Linked DNA regions of Homo sapiens: region 2 is linked to region 1. Evidence: read pairs that join two places in POLR2A ChIA-PET (ENCODE). Cell type or tissue: Panc1. All regions are shown on one strand. Each heading gives the region's core, and the rest is flanking DNA. Links, peaks and the distances in the headings are about the cores only. Region 1 holds the start of MIR5191 (microRNA 5191). Region 2 overlaps NAV1 (neuron navigator 1).

Region 1 (10,023 bases), core at 955-8,954:
TGCCGGCTCTTTTACTTTTTAAAGGGCTTTCTATCAATGAGCCCTTCCCTTAGCCCTGGAAGTAGACAGGATATATACATACTCCCTGGGTTAGAGAATGAGGCTGGGGGCAGGGAGGCACCTGCCAGAGTCACGCTGGCTGATGAGGGTAGGTTCTGTACTCTGCATGCTCAGAACCCATGCCAGCTGTGTGCCAGGCACAGCGCTGGGCACTGGCTCCCCAGAACACACACAAGCTTCATCCTCGGAGCTTATGGTCCAGTGTGTGCTTCCTGCAAGGCTGTTTTCACCCAGGAACTCCCAGGATAACTGGATTCCATTCCTTTTCAGAAGCCTTTACTCCTGTGCTGCTTCCTCAATTTCTACTGGTTCATTTCCCCCAGCGAGGAGAGTCTGGGTCAGACTGTGGCTGGAGAGGAAATGAAACTGTGTCCTCCCCAGAGAAAGGCAAGCCTGAAGGGTGGGTGCAGGGCTGGAATTCAAGAACTGAGGATCTGAGCTAGAATCCCCCTCACCAAGCTTAAGTCTAGAGATGTCTAGAGATGTGTTTGGGGGAACTGAAAAAAAAAGAGAGAGCTGTGGAATAGGGGAAGAGGCAATTTTAGTACAAATAACTAAACAGGGGCAGGCCAGGAATAGAATTGAGGAACCCAGATGCTGAGTGCAGCCCTCACTCCCACACTAGTATATAACCATGGTGTAGGCTAACTACCCAAACCAGCTTCCCTGGAGATCCCCGCCACCCTCTTAGTATGGTTAGCATCATCCTCTTCCTCCCCTGTCTCATCCCATGGTCAAGGTCAGCTTGCTTTTATCAAGCACTTACTGCACAGGGCGCTGGACTGAGTTTTCTGATGAGAACTTCCTTGCTTTTTACTCACACATCCATCGTGGGTTTGCTCCTCTTTGATTCATTCTAGAGCACCAGCTCTAGGCCAGGTGCCATGCAAAGTGCTGAAATACCGTGGTGAGTGAGCAAGGCAGACAAAGTCGCACCATCACTACAGTCTCTGGCTTCGGGGCACATCGGTTTCTGTCCAAGGAGATGTGATGTCTAGGTCCACAGTAATTAGAAGCCGAAACAAGACACTGTATGAGGCAGAGCTGCAGAACACAAAGGGGTTCCTAAAGGGCTGCCAGAAGCAGGGTGCAGTGGCTCACGCCAGTAACCCCAGCACTGTGGGAGGCCGAGGTGGGAGGATTGCTTGAGTTCAGGAGTTCAAGACCAGCCTGGACAACATGGCAAAACCCCATCTCTATAAAAAATACAAAAATTAGCCAGATGTGCTCATGTGTGCCTGTCGTCCCTGCTACTTTGGGGCTGAGGCAGGAGGGTCACTTGAGCTCGGGAGGTCAAGGCTGCAGTGAGCCGTGTTTGCACCACTACACTCCAGCCTAGGCAACAGAGTGAGACCCTGTCTCAAAAATAAGTAAATAAGTAAAAAGAGTTGGCAGGGCCAGGAGGGGAGCCGCTGGGCATGGACACGGTCAGGAAGCCCTCCAGAGGGCCAGAAGCAGCTGCCACTGATTGCCCTGACTGGCCAGGGCCTCCCCCATCTTGCCCACAGGACTACTGCCAGGACCCCAGCACACTCAGTTTCAAGAGCGTTTGGATCCCTCAAGTTCTGCTGGTTAGAAAATAAGACCGTATTTTCTCAGGTCCAATAGAGACAACTTTGGAAATTTTTCTTCTTTTCAAGGAACTTGATAGAAACCAGAATGGAAAAATCAATGTCCCACTCCCATTCCAGCCCCCAAAGTGGCTAAGCAATGGATGTGTTCACAGAGCAGTGATTGCTTGGGCTCATGTAACTCATGTCCAGCCACAGATTGCCTCAGTTGCCCCAGCTTTCTTGGCCACCAAACCCCGTTTCGCTTACTTAGTCCTGTCTGGCTTAATTAGGATAAGTTATGGAGACCCTGCCTGAGGCTGATTTGGGCTGGCCCCACTGCTAGGCTAGATGGAATTATGGGTCTCAGCCTGAACCCAAGTCCAAGCCACCCCTTCAACCAGATTCCAGTTGTATTTCCTCTCTGCAGCCCGCCTGGCCCTATCTCCTTCCCTAGTCCCCCAGGTTCCCCTAGTCTCAGGCCATCCAGCACTCACCTGGGCATTGCTCCCTTGGCCTGGTCTAGCAGGGCCTGAGGCTTGAGACTCTGGACATTTGGCTTCACCCCCATGTCTGGTTCCCTGTGTCCTCTCCTTTGTCCAGTTAAGGCTGCTTCTATTCTCTGGGGAGGCTTATTTCCCCTGCTGCCCTAGGCCTGTGGCTTGGACCAGTCTTACTGGGGACCTGCCATACATCCCAGATTCCCAAAGCTTTTCCTATACTCTCTGCACTCTACTTCAGCTTTCCTATATATGATGTTTGGGAATCAGCTAGCCCTCAGCTAATTACTAGAAGAGAGGTGATGGACACACCATTAACAAAATGACCAAGGCCTTCTAAGCTCAAGTGACCAGTCTCTCCCACTTGCCTCCAGGTCTGTTGACCCCTTCCATATACCAGGCACTGTGTTCTGTCTGTACATATGTGATCCTTACAACTCTATAAGGTAGATGTTATGCCATTATCCCCATTGTACAGATGGGGAAACTGAAGCTTTAGTTATTTACTTTCCTTGGGCTCCTTTACTAACCAATACCAAAAAAGAATTCAAACCTAGGTCATATTACACAATCTAGGGTCTTAACAGTATACAGGATTTCTTCCCTAGCCACTTAATTAAGATCATTTCCTTTGTCAAACAGATAACGTATCACAAAGGTAACACACAACCAGAGGCCTCATGGAGGAGGTGGAGCTTGGGCAGGTGGGGAGGAGGTGACAGGGCCTGTGGGTGGAGGGGAGGCATTGCTGGGGTGCATGTGAGGGGACAGGGCACACGGCGGCTGTGCCAAGGACTAAGTAGTGCCTTCTGCTCTCCACCCAGCTCCCTGGAGATGACCTGCTACGACAGCGATGATGCCAACCCACGCAGCGTGTCCAGCCTCTCCAACCGCTCGTCCCCTCTGTCATGGCGCTATGGCCAGTCCAGTCCGCGGCTGCAGGCTGGTGACGCGCCCTCTGTGGGTGGGAGCTGCCGCTCGGAGGGGACGCCCGCCTGGTACATGCACGGCGAACGGGCCCACTACTCCCACACCATGCCCATGCGCAGCCCCAGCAAGCTCAGCCATATCTCCCGCCTGGAGCTGGTCGAATCCCTGGACTCGGATGAGGTGGACCTCAAGTCCGGCTACATGAGCGACAGTGACCTCATGGGCAAGACCATGACGGAGGATGATGACATCACTACCGGGTAAGCGCAGGGGCTTCTTGGATGGCGGGGGAGGATGGTGGAAAGACCACTGGGATGCGACGCCTTAAAAGTGGAGTGGAACCCAAAACGGGTTTTGGTTTGCTGTGCTGCTATGAAAGTACACAAAAGTGTGCTGTGTACACTTTGTGATTGCCTCTGAAATTCGATGTGGTTTATTCTAGACTTGGGTGTGGTGTAGGCAGGGCCTACATCCAAGGAGCTGATTGGTCAATGAAGGCGCCTCCCTCTCATTGGTCTCTGTGGCTGTCATTCTGTCACCCTCCTCCCTGGCTCTTTGCCCTCAATAAACTGGCTCAAAGAGCCTTGGAAAAGCATTTTATTCCCAGCTCTTATGCGAACTCTGTGTAGACCCTGGACAACTAAATCTGCTTTCCCATTTGCAAAAAAAAAAAAAACCAAAAAGGTTATTAACATCGTATCTGTCTACCTAAGAAGAGAAAATGAGAGCTTGTGGGTGAAATCGCTAGTCAAACAGTGAGTAGCAGCAGTAGCTCCACTTCCTTTGCCAGGGGTTCGTAACCCCTCAGTTCCCTATCCGACCCCTGTGGTCCTCAGTGTCTGCTCCTTGGGTTTCTTCCTGTGCAAACCTTCTACCAATCATGCAACTTCCTAATCCCTACCCAGCGTGTCAAATCCTTCTTTCCTGCCTTTTGCCCTGCAGGGACCCTCATCTTCTTATATTTTTCTGCCTTAATTGACAGAGTTGTGCCTATGCCTTCCAACCTTGGAAGAGTTGGCCAGGACCCCAAGCCCCCAGCACTTCATTCTTGCTGTCCTCTCCTGGTCTGGGAGGATAGAAGAGAGGATAGGAAGAATGAAGTGCTGGGCGCTTAGGGGGATCCTGGCCAACTCTTCCAAGCCCAGAGACAGGAGAGAGGCAGTGGTTCTGGAAGCTTCTCTGGAGCACCTCTTAGCCTACTGCCACTTTCACTCTCCCTTCTTGGTTTGCTGGTGCCCTCCTCCGCCAAGGGGCCATACAAGTAGCAGCAGCATCCCTTCCCTTCCTTCTCAGGGACTTAATATCTTACTGCCAGGGCCTGCCTCTCCCCAATAAAAATCCCAGACTTCAAGGGAGTGGAAAGTAGCCTCTCCTCGGAAAAGACGAGAGCCAAGCTCCAGGCCATCCACTGTTCCCCACCCCCATCTCCACCCCTGCAGAGAACTTGGAGGGATCTGGTTAGGGCTTGTCCAGCTGATGAGGCTGCTCTGGAGCAAAACAACTGACGCATGAATGGAGTTGTTTACTGCCTGTTAAATCCCAGGGGCCAGCCCAACCTCGCGCTCACGCTCAGATCCACCAGCCTGGAGCTGGGACCAGAGAAAAGCCATGCAGTGCACAGATCCTGAGCTCCTTCTGTGGTCAGAGGCCTGTGCTGGGCAGGAAGGAGAGCCAAGGTGTGTGAGGAGCTGCTCCACACAGCCTCTGCCCTAGGAAGCTGCCAGGGACTGCCTGAGGAAGTGTCAGGTCACTGCCCTCCTCTGAGAATCCCAGGAGGGTGCAGAGGGTGGCACAAGCCCTGCGGGGCTGAGTCTTTAGAAAGTCCCCCATGTGTTAGAAGAACCATAGCCCTAGACCCTAGGGAGCTTCCAGACAGGGGAAGTGATAGGACCCCTGCCCAGCACAGCTCCCAGATTGATGGAGGTGACGGGGCCCCTGCCCAGCACAGCTCCCAAACTGATGGAAACGAGATCCCTCTGAGAGCCCTTCACCCCACCAACCCACCTGATGGCCATGGCAGAAAATACCCCAAGTGTTGCAAGGTACAGGAGCCCTGCTTGGAGACGTCGCAGTCTGAGGAAGGTGGCAGGACTTCCGGCTCTTAACTAGCTGTATGAGCTTGAGCAAACTGGTTCACCTCCCCAGGCTTTCTTTCATTTGTCTATCTGTCAAATGCAGATAACAGTAGAACTTATCTCAGGGTTCTGATGAGGATTCAATGGGTTAATATATGTAAAGTACTTAGAATAATTCCTGGCTCATTGTAAATGCTCACTAAATGATAGCTATTATTTTTGTTGCTATATTATTTTTGTTGTTATTAGAGTCCCAGACTGATGGAGAGACATGATTCTTACCGTCAGGGGTGTGTAGTCTGACCAGAGTCCCACTTACTCAGCATCAGCAGCAAAGACAGATCTAGTAGCAGCTGGTCAATCCCAGGGGCATAGATAATAGGCTGTGGGGGCATGGAATGCAGGGGGAAAGGGTAGGAAAGACCCCCTTTATCCCCCCTCTAACACCCTTGCTTTATCCTCCTTCCTCTGGACAGGATGTGTGTTCCCGAATCCATTTTTTAAAAATTAGAGTTCACCGAGACTAGCATGAATAAGAACTTGCCTTCCCTGCACAGCCCCCAGCTGTAAGCCTTGGGAAGCCTGGAGTTTGCATGGGGAACACAGAATCAATTGTTGGCATGGCAATATCCATAAAGTGGACCTTCCTGTAAACTGTGATGCTAGTTTACAAGATCATTTCACATGCATTTTTTATGGTCAACCTTCAGTTAGCAGTAACCCTTAACACGAGTTTGTTAACTTCCCTGCTGGGACTGTAAACATGGCCATCTGAGAAGTCAGAGTTGAAGGGAATCAACTTATAATCCCCAGTAATTTAATGTAAACAGTCACTCCTCGATTATGGGTTTTCATGGTTAAGTGTTGTTGTTGTTTTAATTAGTAACAGGGCAACCTGGATTCCAGCGACTCTTTAAGTGAACATGCAAACCTGAGCTGTCGTTGCTCAGCCTCCTGTTGGTCTTCTCATCCCCACTGTGGTTTCCATCTAGATGTTATAATTTAGAAAATGTCCTATTTCTTAAAAAACTGTTTTTCTAGTCATTAAAGGGGTAGGACTGTTCCCTGTAGGGATAGCTTCAGCGCTTCCCTCCACACTGCGACACCCCTGCCCACCCATCAGCCTCGGCCCACTGCAATTTACTTTCCCACCTCCCAAGAGCTCCCAGCACTGGGCCAGCAGAAAAGCTGATCTTTCCCCACTGGGTGACATAATCGGCTCCAAGCTATCCGAGTGAGCCATAAAAGATGACAGTAATTCTGGCGCTTTCTCCACACTCTGTTTATCTGCGGGGGGATCATCCCTTTGACGGCTCTTCCCAAGCCCCTGTTCAGTCTCAAGTCAGCTCTCCCTACTCCCTCCAGTGACCAGGCCCCTTTCAGGTCATTAGTCAGCAAACCAAAGAAGGCAAATTCTTCAAACTGAAGTCAGCAAACTAGAAGGAAGAAAGTGACTCTGATGCTGCTACCAGAATAATCATACATGTTTTTTAAAAAGGATTTATTTTTAAAAATTGTGGTTATATATATATAACATAAAATTTACCATTTTATGTTAACCATTTTAAAGTGTACAGTTTAGTGGCATTCAGTACATTCACACTGCTGTGTAACCATCATCACGTCCATCTCCAGAATTCTGTCTTCTCCCCAAAGAGAAACTGTACCCATTAAACAGTAGCTACCCTTTCCTCCTCCCTTCAGCTCCTGGGAGCCACCATTCTACTTTTCGTCTCTATGAATTTGACTACTCTAGGTAACCCATATAAGTGGAATCATACAGTCTTTGTTGTTGTTGTTGTTTAATGACTGGCTTATTTACTTAGCATAATGTCATCAGGGAGCATTTATGTTGTAGCGTTAGAATTTCATTCTTTTTTCAGGTTGAACTCTATTCTGTTGTAGGTATACGCCACATTTTGTTTACCCATTCATCTGTTCATGGGTTGTTACCACCTTTTGGCTATTGTGAAGAATGTTGCTCTGAAAATTAGTGTCCAAATATTATTCAAGTCCCTGCTTTCGGTTCTTTTTGGGTATATACCTGGAAATGGAATTGCTGTATCATATGGTAATTCTATGTGTTTTTTGTTTGTTTGTTTGTTTGTTTGTTTTGAGGAACCACCATACCGTTTTCCACAATGGCTGCACCATTTGATATTTCTACCAGCAATGAATGAGGGTTCTAATTTCTCCGAATTCTCCCCAACATTTACTATTTTCTGTTTTGTTTGTATTTATAGTAGCCATCCTGGCCAGGCGCGGTGGCTCACACCTGTAATCCCAGCACTTTGGGAGGCTGGGTTGGGTAGATCACTTGAGGTCAGGAGTTGGAGACCAGTCCGGCCAACTGGTGTGGGGTGAAACCCCATCTCTACCAAAACTACAAAAACTAGCTGGCGTGGTGGTGCGTGCCTGTAATACCAGCTATTCGGGAGGCTGACACAGGAGAATTGCTTTAACCCAGGAGGCGGAGGTTGCAGAGAGTCGAGATTGCACCACTGCACTCCAGCCTGGGCGACAGAGCGAGACTCCAACTCAAAAAAAGAAAAAACCCATCCTGATGGAGGCGAAGTGGTTATCTCATTGTGGTTTTGATTTCTGTAGTGATTAGTAATATGGAGCAGCTTTATGTACTTATTAGCTATTTGTACATCTTCTTTGGAGAGATATCTATTCAAGTCCTTTGCCCATTTTTAAATTGTGTTGTTTAATTTCTTTTTGAGTGTTAAGAGTTCTTTATATATGCTAGATATGAACCTTTTATCACATGTATGATTTGGAGATATTTTCTTTCATTCTGTGTATTGGGTTTCCTTTTCATTCTGTAGATGTATCCTTTGATGCACAAAAGCTTTTTATTTAGATGAAATCCATTTTATCTGTTTTTTTCTTTTGTTGGCTATGCTTTGAGTGTCATATCTAAGAAATCACTGCAAAATCTAACGCCATGCAGCTTTTCCCCTACGTTTTCTTCTGAGAGTTTTATAGCTGATGGGGTTTTTTGGAAATACAAATTCTAAGCCTCAGACTTACCAATGCAGAATCTCTGCTACCCAGAAAGCCACATTTTTCTAAAGCTTCTCAGTAATTTTAGACTAGTCCATGTTCCTATCTAGTACAATAATCTTATCTACAGTATCCCTGACAGACAGTCTTTCATCCTTGGCTTGCATAGGCACAGTGATGGGAAGCTTATTCCATATCATACAGAATTAAGTTATAAGAAAGTTTCTAAATATTCAACTGAAATCTGTTTCGCTGTAACTTCTACCTATTGATTCAAATTCTGTCATCTGGGAAAAATAGAATAAGGGTGTAACTCTTCATCCAAATATTTCAACATGTTCTTAATATAGCTCAAATATTCTCTAGACCAAAAAGAAAAAGAAAAAGTCCCTAGCTTATTTCAGTACTTTTTTCAATGACCCAGTTTTTCGAACCTTTCATTGTCCTGGTCACCCTCCTCTGGAAGCTCTCAGGACGTCAATGACCCTCTTAAAATTTGGCACCTAGACTGATCACCCGCTTGACACTAGAAGTAGTCTCGCCAGGGTAATATCCAAATCATGACACTGCAGACAACTTTGAGTTGGCTGCTGACTGTCCTAGATGACAGCTCGGGCCATTTTTACCACTTGGAAATACAAAAGGAATTTGTTTTTCTAAAAATAGGAAAGTCTGGAATTTAATCTAAATAAGAAGATAAGTTTCACAGCCATCTGTCCTTCCATCCCTGGCATCCATTGGAGTGGGAGGGGAATAGAGGATGGGTACCCATACAGAGGTGGATGCAGGCACTGAGTAGAGGAGGCACACGTGCCTGATGGGAGGAGGTCAGAGGGCCCTCCATCTTCTCCCTACTTTAATGTGGGTTTCCCTCTCAATGTGTCCATTTTTGTGTATGTGAATGGGTGAGCTGTGTCTGAGCTGGGTGGCAGTAATGGATGGGGACTTGCAGGCCAGTGCAGTAACACTACTGCCAAGTCCCACAACTCCAGAGGGTGCCCTTCACATTACATAGAGGTGTGAGGTCCACAGCCCTGACAGGACTGCTGTCCTGAAACCTATGCCAAGGGCCACAGGGCCTTAGACAGAGTCAGCAGGCTCCATCTTGAGCGAGTGCTGTAGGCGTGTGTCGGGAACAGAAGGATTCCTTGGCGACTTCTGCCACACCCTGGCTCTCTCATCAGGTGGCTTCCTGCCCTCCGTGTGTGGCTGGATGTTCCAGTCTTCTTATTTTTCTCTTCACCGCCCCTTCCTCCACTCCCCAGCCTGTCCTCTTGAACTGTGCTTGGGGGCTCAGAACAGATGGGATTCGTTTCCTCTTTGGCTCTGAAGTGTCCTGACGTTGAAAAATGTCAAATAAAATAAACTGTAGGCCCCTGCCTTCTCCCAGGCTGGCTCTGTGCTCCCAGAATCAGCGAGCTCAAGCCTTAAAGAGACACTTCCAGCCTTGCTGACAGGGCCCCAGCCTCTGCAGCTACCCTCCTGAGAAGGAGCTGCATTCACTGCCCTCCCACTTGGCTCATGTCTGACTCTCAGACCTCAAGATACCCAACCCAGCCACCCTCATCGATAAGAATTCTCTTGCAATGAGCACTGGGTTTATGTGGTTTGTACAAAGAGAAGAGACCCCTTTTGAATTTGAATGGACAAGGAGTAGAGTTGTCCCACTTCTTATGTCTTCTTCTGCCTTTGCCTTCTCTGTTTCCTGGTAGGTCTTTAGGAATCCCGCCTAGCGGGACAGCTGGGCCAGGCCTAGTTTTTGCTCATGGAACCCAAGGATAGAAGCAGAGAGCAGTAGGGGGCCATCCTCGGGAGGACCCAACATTCAAGTTCAGGAAGGAAACTCAGTTTCTCTCCTGAAAGGACTTCAAATCTAAAAGGGAGGTAGGCAGCCTGGGC
Region 2 (10,023 bases), core at 1,421-9,420, 52 kb after region 1:
AACCCAGGAGGTGGAGGTTGCAGTGAGCCGAGATTGCGCCATTGCACTCCAGCCTGGGTGACAGGGCGAGACTCCGCCTCAAAAAAAATAAAAATAAAAATAAAAAGTAAAACAGGTAAAATTAATTGTAATATGTCTTATTTAACCCAATGTATTTAAAATATTATTTTAATATGTAATTAATATAGAAATTATCAAGATAATTAAGATATATTTTCCTTTTCTACTAAGTCTTTGAAAGCTTACTCCACATCTCAATTGGGACTAGCCACATTTCGAGTACTCATTAGCTACATATGGCTAGTGGCTACCATATTAACACAGGTGTAGGTCACCAACGTCTTAACAAAGGAGTCCACTTGCTGCAGGGACCAGAGATGGAACATCACTTGCTAATTTTCTCATTAGGGATCACATCTCCATGACTGTCTGAGTGACCTTTGGGGAAGTATGGATTATGAACTGAGTGGCTCACCTCCAGGAATGGGTCTGAAGAAAGCATAAAAGACCATTGAAGAATGGGATATCTTTGGAACTTTGGATTGAGGAAAGTCCAAAACATATTCCCTTGTTCAGATGTACCAAACTAGTCTTAGACTGGGACAGGTTGTCATTTCTTTCATTTGACTTGGATTTTTGTAACTTGGTCTCTCCCTATTAAGAGTTTAAGTCAGCTGGGCATGGTGGCTTATGCCTGTAATCCTAACACTTTGGGAGGCTGAGGGAGGCGGATCACCTGAGGTCAGGAGTTCGAGACCAGCCTGGACAACATGGTGAAACCCCATCTCTACTAAAAATACAAAAATTAGTCAGGTGTGGTGGTAATTACATGCCTGTAATCCCAGCTACTTGGGAGGCTGAGGCAGGAGAATCACTTGAACCTGGGAGGCAGAGGTTGTGGTGAGCCAAGATTGCGCCATTGCACTGCAGCCTGGGCAACAAGAGTGAAACTCCGTCTCAGAGAAAAAAAAAAAAAAAAGAGTAAGTACAGGCATGGTGGCTCATGCCTGTAATCCTAGCATTTTGGGAGTCCAAGGCAGGCAGATCGCTTGAGCTCAGTAGTTTGGAACCAGCCTGGGCAACATGGTGAAACCCTGTGTCTACAAAAAATTAAAAAATTAGCCAGGCGCAGTGGTGCGCACATGTAGTCCCAGCTACTTGGGGAGCTGAAGCAGGAGGATCACTTCAACCCAGGAGGTCAAGGCTGCAGTAAGCTGAGATCACACCACTGTACTCCAGCCTGGGTGACAAGGTGAGATCTTGTCTCAATTAAAAAAAAAAAAAAAAAAAGAGTTTAGAATCCACAACCACAGTTTTGTAGCAAACAAGTGCTAAAGTGTAGACCAAACACAAAAATAAATATATTTGATGTTGAATCATATGAAAGTGCCCAGGTTTGACCAATTTTTTACCTATAAGATTGGCAATTTCACGTGGTTTAACATAATACATTTTATCATAGATAGCAAGAGTATTCTTAAAGTAGCAAGCAAGGAAAGCTATATCTTAGCTTTAATCTGGTGTAGTTCCAAGAAAGCTATGGAAAATTTCAAGACTAGAGCAAATATTAGGAATGCATTCTGGTCTATAGTAGTGTATTCTTTGAGATCAGCTCAGTCCATTTCTAGCCAATAAGGTTAGCCTCTTCAAGAGGACAGATTAGTTTTGAGTCTGTATGTATTTAATTCTAACTTGGACTGATTCCACTTCCAGCTTTATGTGCTCTTTGCCCTGTCTCCTTAAAATTATCAAGAATAATTTGAGTATCAGGGGCAAATGTCATGAGATATCGCTGGCTGCAGAACCATCTAATGACAGCCTTATCTAAAACACTTGCACTATGAAAAATGTTCTTTTTATTTTGATCCATAGACATTCTAGCCCTTGGCAAACCTAGAACTGGGCTCATCACATTTGCTAGCCTCCTACTTATCTTGGTTTTCAGATTACTCTCAGTCCCTGGGTCAAATTCACACTTTGTCACTGTTGTCTATTTCACTGCCTAACCTAGGTCACCATCCATCAACTCTAGCAAGTGAGACAATATCAAGAGTTGTGATTATTGATGCTCTTTTACCGCTCTGCCCCATTTGATGTTTGTATATTTGATAGAATACAGTGCATACCTAGTTGGTATAGTGATGGGGACTGAAAAGCCCTCCAACTCTGAGTCTGGCTTTTTTTCATGATTGATTTGGGGATTTGTTTCCATGAAGTAGGGTACATTTTGTGGCCAAATAGCTTCCTGCTGTCTTGGAACCTGTTTCCAGTTTAGATGATAAAGTTAGTTATTCTCTTTCCTATATGAGGAAGCAAGAAGTCCTAGGTATCCCCTAGGCTTCCAATTCCATAAACTCTACTGGAAGTAAAAATAATTATAAGAGAAGAAAAAGAAAAAAAAGAAAACTCTCAGCTGTTAAAACCAGCCTATTGTACCGCAGATATTTCTCCACTCTCAGAAGAGAAAGTAGAGTTCCATGTATACAGCTCTTATGCATTAAGTAGTAAATAGAGAAATAGTTACTGATTCGCAAGGCATATATATTCTGGACAGAAGAACAGATTCAGTGTTCAAGTCTGACTTTTAAGAACCATGCTGTGCTACAGAAGCAATAAGGATTTTTTCCTATGTAGTCACAAGCTGGTCCACTCTTCCAGTTAGTTAGCCCACACCCTTGGCCCTCTGGCTGCCTGCAGGCTCCCTTGGCTATTCAAGTTCCATGGAATAGCTGGGCCTAAAATGTGGGGAGCAGACGGTGTGAGAGAAGTCTGGGAGGGGTAGCCAATCCTAGCCAAGAACTACGTTAGTGTTGGTGCTTTTCCCAGAGGGGAGGAGTGTTTCCTGCCCCATGCATTGCCACGTGTCTGCACAGACACAAACAGAGCAGTGTTCAGTTGAGCTGGCCTCTCCACAGTCCCTCTTTTCATCCTACAGAGGAGATGGATGCATCAGAGTGTTCCTTAGACTATGGTATCAGTGCTAGGAAGTGGGCAAGAAAACAAGAGGAGGAATCAGTTGCCATTCTTAGCAGCCCTAGATGAAGGGCTTTATTTATTCTAAGAGCACTCAAGGGGCTAATTTATTGAAGGGAATCGTATAGTGTCCTACACTATCACTCTCATCTTAACAACAAGGCTAAGCTGGATAAGCAACAAACATAACTTTTTAAAAATACAGATATCTAAGGATGCAAAGTACTCTAATTGAACTAAATTCCAGAAAGAGAAGAGCCATTCCTAGGAGAGATGGAATACATGGCTGTTTTCCTCCTAGGGTATGGCTAAGAGGAGCAAACCCACCATAGATGAGGATAAGGAGAAAATAGCTGAATTTCCTACAAACTTTTGAAGGCCACATGTAGGCTGGCCATAAGGAGCCCTAATTATAGAGCAAATAAGTACCCACCTACCCCTAAATCGTTCTCATGAGGGCTTCACTGAGTACACAGTGGCAGCAAGCTGATGGCTAAGGGCAGGACAGAAATCTGAGAAAGATCCCTGCCCCCACCCAATGTACACAGGACCTTCACTGATTATACAGCAGCAGTACAGTACAGTACAGTGGAACCTGAGAACAGGGCAGGAGGGTAGAGAAAGACCCCCTCCAAAGCACAAAAATCCTTCATTGAATGCACAGAAGTGGCTCACCAAGAGTGCAGAGAACTCCACAGCAGCCCAAAGCTGGCAGCTGGGCTGGATGGCATAGAGAGATCTCTGGGGACTCACTATGATCAGATCTTAAGTGCTACTGAAAGGACAGTCCTGATCCTGCCCTCAAAACATCTGGTGACCCGGGAGGCAGAGCTTGCAGTGAGCCGAGATCCCGCCACTGCACTCCAGCCTGGGCGACAGAGCGAGACTCCGTCTCAAAAAAAAAAAAAAAAACATCTGGTGATTTGGGAGGCTGAAGCAGGCAGGTCACCTGAGGTCAGGAGTTCAAGACCAGCCTGGCCAACATGGCGAAACTCCATCTCTACTTAAAATACAAAAATTGGCCGGGCATGGTGGCAGGCACCTGTAATCCTAGCTGAGGCAGGAGAATTGCTTGAACCCGGGAGGCGGAGGTTGCAGTGAGCCGAGACCACACCATTGCACTCCAGCCTGGGGAACAAGAGCAAGACTTCGTCTAGAAAAAAAAAAAAAAAAAAAAAACTGGTGAACTGACCTATAACAGAGCCCAAACCTGGCTCTATGACAGGCTAGACTGACTCAGCTCTCAATCCTAGCAGCCTAACAGCGGAAGGGACATGTCCTTTTCTGGATATACCTATTGCCACACTTTTACACACAACATCTGGCATAAAATAAAAAGTTACAAGACTCAGGAAGAAGCAGAAAAAATAAGACTGAGGGAAAAAATAGTCAATAGAAGCAGATCCACAGATGAGCCATATGTTGAAACTAACAGACAAGGATTGTAAAATCCTTTTTATAAATATGTTTAAGGATCCAGTAGAAAAGGTGAATTACATTTTTGTATAGATAGGGAATTTCAGCAGAGTACTGAAAGTTCTAAAAAGAGAATGTTAATAAATTCCCCCAACCCCAAAGCAAGGATTACATTTATAAACAAATTACTAGTTATTCTTGGAGAATATATAAATAGCAGCTCCAAAATCTTAACCTTTTTCCTGAAGTTATGCATTCTTGTTTTCATATAAGCAATGAGTGAGTGCCCACTGTATACAAGATATTGTATGAGGGGTACGAAGAAGCATAAGATTTAATCCTAACCTTCAGGGAAATATAGTCTAGTGAAAAGATGTGTGGACATAACTATTTCAAGGCAGACCACTCTAACAGAAGTATAGATATGTCTGTAGAAACATAAAAGAGAATGGGATTTTTCTGGCAAGGAGGATCATGGAAAGCCTCATGGAAGACTTGGCATTTGATCTGGAAATGGAAAATGCCTATGTGAAATATGAACAGATAGGGCTTATGTCCACTGATGTCAGATCCCTGGGATAATGCCAGGACTCCAGAGACTTCAGCAGCACACAGATCACTGCATAGTGGTGTGAGGACCGGCTCCTCATGCAGGTCTGTATTTCTAAAAGGAAATTAGGCAAGACAGCTGGTCACCTAATAGGAATCCTGGGGAACATAGGAAGTAGGAGTGGGATGGGAGTGGAGAAAAGTGGATAAAGCATTATGTTTATCAGTATTGTAACATGGTAAAGTCATATTTCTGGATTTTATTGGAGATGAAATCATTCCTTCCTCTGTATTGCTTTATGTATGTTGTCTATACCTCTGTCATGGATTTATTTCATTTATACACCTTTCTCCATCCTTGGGTTATACGCTCATTCTGGATAGCCACTTATTTTGAATGCCCATAGCAACTGATACCATGCATTATAAATACTAGGAGCTTGGGCCGGGCACAGTGGCTCATGCCTATAATCCCAGCACTTTGGGAGGCCAAGGCGGGTGGATCACGAGGTCAGGAGATCGAGACCATCCTGGCTAACACGGTGAAACCCCGTCTCTACTAAAAATACAAAAAATTGGCCGGGCGTGGTGGCGGGTGCTTGTAGTCCTAGCTACTTGGGAGGCTGAGGCAGGAGAATGGCATGAACCTGGGAGGCGGAGCTTGCAGTGAGCCGAGATCATGCCACTGTACTCCAGCCTGGGCGACAGAGCAAGATTCCATCTCAAAAAAAAAAAAAAAAATACTAGGAGCTTGATGACTGTTTGCTCAATTGAAGTTGAATTTAACCCTAGGCAGAGTTTATAGGGATTAAACTCAGGTAGTCTGGCTCCAACATCTGTGCTCTTAATCACTATACTACATTAATGATGGCTCATGAATAATCTTGATAAATGGGCTGTAGAATGTTTTTTAAAAAATACACAGAGACAGGGTCTCACTATGTTGCCCAGGCTGGTCTCAAACTCCTGGCCTTAAGCAATCCTCCCTCCTCAGCCTCCCAAAGTGCTACGATTACTGGTGTAAACCATCATGCCCAGCCAGGCTGCAGAATTTTTATTTTATCATGTCAGTAACAGAGAGCTAATGAAGGTTTTGCTAAGTGCCACACTTTTGGGTGATTAGGCTTCTGATTATATTCAGTGCATGTTAGAGGGAGGGAGGAGTAGAACTGATAAGAAGTCTTTCACAGTGGCTCAAGTGAGAGGACATTAGGCTCTGAACCAGAGCAAAGGCAGGGGAAAGTTAAAGGAAGAGACAGATTTGAAAGGAAAGTGGTAATACAATCAATGATGTGTTACAGTCTTGATGAGGAGGGGGAGGAAAAAGGAGTTGAAGACATACCTAAGTTTTTGATAGAGCAATGAGGGGAAAAGGTGATGCTTTTTAGTGGAAATAGGGAATGAGACGTGTAAATTTTGGAGGGTAGACTAGATGATATGAGGAGAATAGTAAGTGGGAAAATAAGTATCCCATGGAGAAAGTTCTTTAATTTACCTCTATAATCTGTTATAGCTCCCTTGAAATATCCGTTGACAAGGTTCTTCATCTTCATTGTCCTGTTATATCTGACTCAATCTCTCATATGCTCATTCAGACTCATTTCCTCTCTGTTCTGGGGGTAGATGAAAATGACAAAGTGCCATTGTTCTTATAAGAACTCGCCCCAAATAAAAACTTTTGACACCATTTCTGTCGTACATCAGTAGCCTGTTGGTGGTTGTTTGGATTTGTAGATTAGATTATACAGGGTTATTGAGGTCTCTGCATTCTTTGTTGTTTTCACCTCCTCGTGAATTTAGGCCTAGCTTGTTGTTGCCCAGCTCTCTTTTCTGTACTTGAGATCTATGTGAGAAACAAATATAAAGAGAAATGGGAGGGAGACAGCAAAATCCAGCTTAGAGTGAGCAAAGAAATTCTTTCTGCCAAACAACAGATGCAGTAGCCCTGCATAACTCTGAGCCCTGTCCTCTTTACTTTATTCTTTTTGATGCCATATTTAAGCTGCCTTCCTTTCTCCCTGCTATCTTGAGTGACCAGGCAGTTGCTTTGCAGTACTCTGACTGATGAACTGTAAAATTTGCAAACTCTTCTAAAGACATTCTATTCTTACACCTCAACCAGTCATATGTTTCAGGATGGACAGTGTCCATCCAGCCTTTTTTCTCCCACAGCTCTTGAGTCTTCAAAAAAAATCATCTAGCCCAGGTGCAATGGCTCATGCCTGTAATTCCAGCTCTTTGGGAGGCTGAGGCAAGAGGATCACTTGAACCCAGGAGTTCATGACCAGCCCGGGCAACATAGCAAGACCCCATCTCAAAAAAAATATTATCTAGATGGTTTCTTCTGCCTCTGTGTAATTTGACTTTGGAACTCCAAAGCTAATGTCTCGTCACCTCTCTCTACTCAAAGGCTACCCATCAGGATATCTTATCCAAAAGAGTCACTTAGGATATATTTCACATATTTCACAACTACCACAAAAGTTAAATGAAAATAAAGCGTTTTTCTTTTCATAAGTCATAAAACCACAAAGACAAAGAATAGGAGAAGAAAGAGATAATAGTGATGAGATCATGGGAAGCTGGAAATCAGACTGGCAAGTATGAACTGGTGGATCAGACTTAAAGTCGAATCCTGAGCCAGCAGTGGAGGAAGTGGGGCAGCAACTCAATTTGCACCCCAGAATCCTCAAAAAGCTTCATAATTGGTGGCATCAGGTAGGTTTAATAGGGGAAGAGGTAAGTCTAAAAACAAGAGGACTGGTTGAAAATTTATAGAAAAAACACTTAGACTCTCAGATTCTCCCCTCCATTCCCCTCCATCTGCTCCCAAAGGGGGAGCCCTTTCCCTCCATTAACAGAAGACTGGAGACATTTTCTGGAGAGAGTAAAACAGGTAGTCTCTGGACTGGTGGACTCCTGACACAAGTGAGGGCATAGATTTTAAACTAAAACAAGGGAGAGGGGAATAAATAAAACTTTGCATATTGAATGTTGAAAGCTCCAGGCTCTTCTCTAACTCAGCTCGTAGAATGCTGGTCTTACATGCTGCAGGCTGGAGTTTGGAAGACTCACCTCTAGGAAATCTGACCAACCCATGAGAAAAAACTTAAATGAATCAGTCCAATCTCATCTCCCTATACTGAAGCCATAGTTGACAAGTCCTACTGCATGTGCACAAAGGTTCTCAATAACTTATAATGAGTGTCCCAGTCTTCCATATAAGCAAACAGCCAAGCTTCATCACACATCTCAGAAGGTCTATAACACGAAGTCCCGCCAGTACAAACAGAACAAAGCAACTTGGAACCAGAAACTATGCAAGGACATTGGAAACCTGCCCCTCCAAATGAATGAGTGAATGAATGTCTCCGAGAGTTGAAAAAGAGATTGTATCCTTGAAAGAAAGAACAGTATGCTGTTTAAAATTTTTTAAAGAAGCCTTGGAAATTTAAAATATGGTAGAAGCCTGGGCGCAGTGGCTCGCAACTGTAATCCCAGCACTTTGGGAGGCTGAGGAGGGAAGATTGCTTGAAGCCAGGAGTTTGAGACCAGCCTGAACAACATAGTGAGACCCTGGCTCTACAAAAATTTTAAAGTTAGCTGGGCATGGTAGCACACGCCTATAATCCCAGCTACTCGGGAAACTGAAGCAGAAAGATCACTTGAGCCCAGGAGTTTGAGGCTGCAGTGAACTATGGTGCATCACCACACTCTAGCCTGGGTAAGAATACAAGATCCCGTCTCTAAAATATACATATACATATATACAATACCCATACATACATTTATGTGTATATATATGTATGTCTATATATTTATATGTGTGTGTACCTATATATGTATGTGTGATAGAAGAAATGAAAAACTTAATAGAAAGGATGGAAGATAAAATTGAGGCCATTGCTCAAAAAGTAGAGTTTAGCAGCCAGGCTGGCTCAAGCCAGTAATCCCAGCACTTTGGGAGCCCCAGGTGGGAGGATCACTTGAGACCAGCCTGGGCAACATAAGGAGACCCTGACTCTACAAAAAAAAAAAAAAAAAAAAAAAAGTTCGGGCATGGTGGTTCACGCCTATAATCCCAGCACTTTGGGAGGCTTAGGCAGGCAGATGACGAGGTCAAGAGATCGAGACCATTCTGGCTAACACGGTGAAACCCCATCTCTACTAAATATACAAAAAATTAGCCAGGCATGGCAGCACGCGCCTGTAGTCTCAGCTACTCAGGAGGTTGAGGCAGGAGAATCGCTTGAACCCAGGGGACGGAGGTTGCAGTGAGCCCAGATTGCACCACTGCACTCTAGCCTGGGTGACAGAGCAAGACTCCATCTCAAAAAAAAAAAAAAAAGAGTTGTTTTTTTTTAAAGGTACTAGAAAATAAGAGAGAAATGTAGAAAATCAGCCAAAAAATCTGTTAACTGAATTACAAATACTCTAGAAGAGAGAACTGAAAAATGAAGAGAAAATCATCAAAAAATTTTTGATAAAATTTCTCAAAACTGAAGGTAATGAGTGTGTAGATTCAAAGCATCCGGTAAAGTACCCAATACGATGGATAAAAAATAACTCCCACACCAAGGCACATCATTAGCGATGTTTCAGTGCACAAGAAGATGCTAAAAGTTCCAGAGGGGAGACAAAAAAAAACAGGTCACATACAAGGACAAAGAATCAGAAGGGCAACAATAGAAACAGACATAGAACAATGCCTTTAGATTCTGAAAGAAGATATTTTCAGCTTAGAATTCTGTGGCTACCCAAAATCTCACATGTAAAGATGGAATAAAGACATTTTATGACATGTAAGGTCTTACGAAGTTTACTTCCAAAGCACCCCTTTTCAGAAACCTACTGGAAGAGGTACTTCACTGAAACAAGGAGTAAAACAACAAAGAGGAAGACTGAGATTCCAGTTTAAGTCAGGTATAGAGAATCGCCAGGATAATGAAGTGTGGTCGCATAATGTCAACTATTCAGCAGATCCAGAGAGCAAACAGCTAGAAGATATATGCATAGGGATATTTTTGAAGGATGCACAGAAAACTGTTAATAATAGTTACCTTAGAAGTAAAAATGGGAGGGCAA

What was found. Peaks named below come from ENCODE experiments on the same cell type or tissue, not always from the same donor. Only the 100,000 strongest peaks of a DNase experiment are listed, where the experiment ranks them.
Region 2: POLR2A ChIA-PET joins it to region 1 with 10 read pairs; 12 of 35 experiments call an interaction of 5 or more read pairs at or near these places.

Annotation. Positions count from the first base shown.
Region 1 is chr1:201,715,456-201,725,478 of GRCh38, forward strand. It overlaps NAV1 (neuron navigator 1), which reads left to right. Exons shown (of 34, transcript NM_001389617.1): 7 at 2,935-3,300. The region is part of intron 2 of IPO9-AS1 (IPO9 antisense RNA 1); the gene reads right to left. MIR5191 (microRNA 5191) reads left to right here and starts at 4,053; the gene lies at 4,053-4,172. It overlaps LOC124904483 (a long non-coding RNA gene), which reads right to left. Exons shown (of 2, transcript XR_007066790.1): 2 at 6,600-9,460. RefSeq lists enhancers at 4,169-4,815, 9,024-9,525. In Panc1, for the core only: no CTCF peak of the experiment used is centred there; a DNase peak (open chromatin) is centred at 5,953; H3K4me3 peaks cover 1,025 bases; H3K27ac peaks cover 6,441 bases.
Region 2 is chr1:201,767,371-201,777,393 of GRCh38, forward strand. The region is part of intron 7 of NAV1 (neuron navigator 1); the gene reads left to right. The region is part of intron 2 of IPO9-AS1 (IPO9 antisense RNA 1); the gene reads right to left. It overlaps LOC124904483 (a long non-coding RNA gene), which reads right to left. Exons shown (of 2, transcript XR_007066790.1): 1 at 1-10,023. Among named protein-coding and RNA genes, the nearest start is that of MIR1231, 36 kb to the right of the region's middle. In Panc1, for the core only: a CTCF peak has its summit at 7,704; no DNase peak of the experiment used is centred there.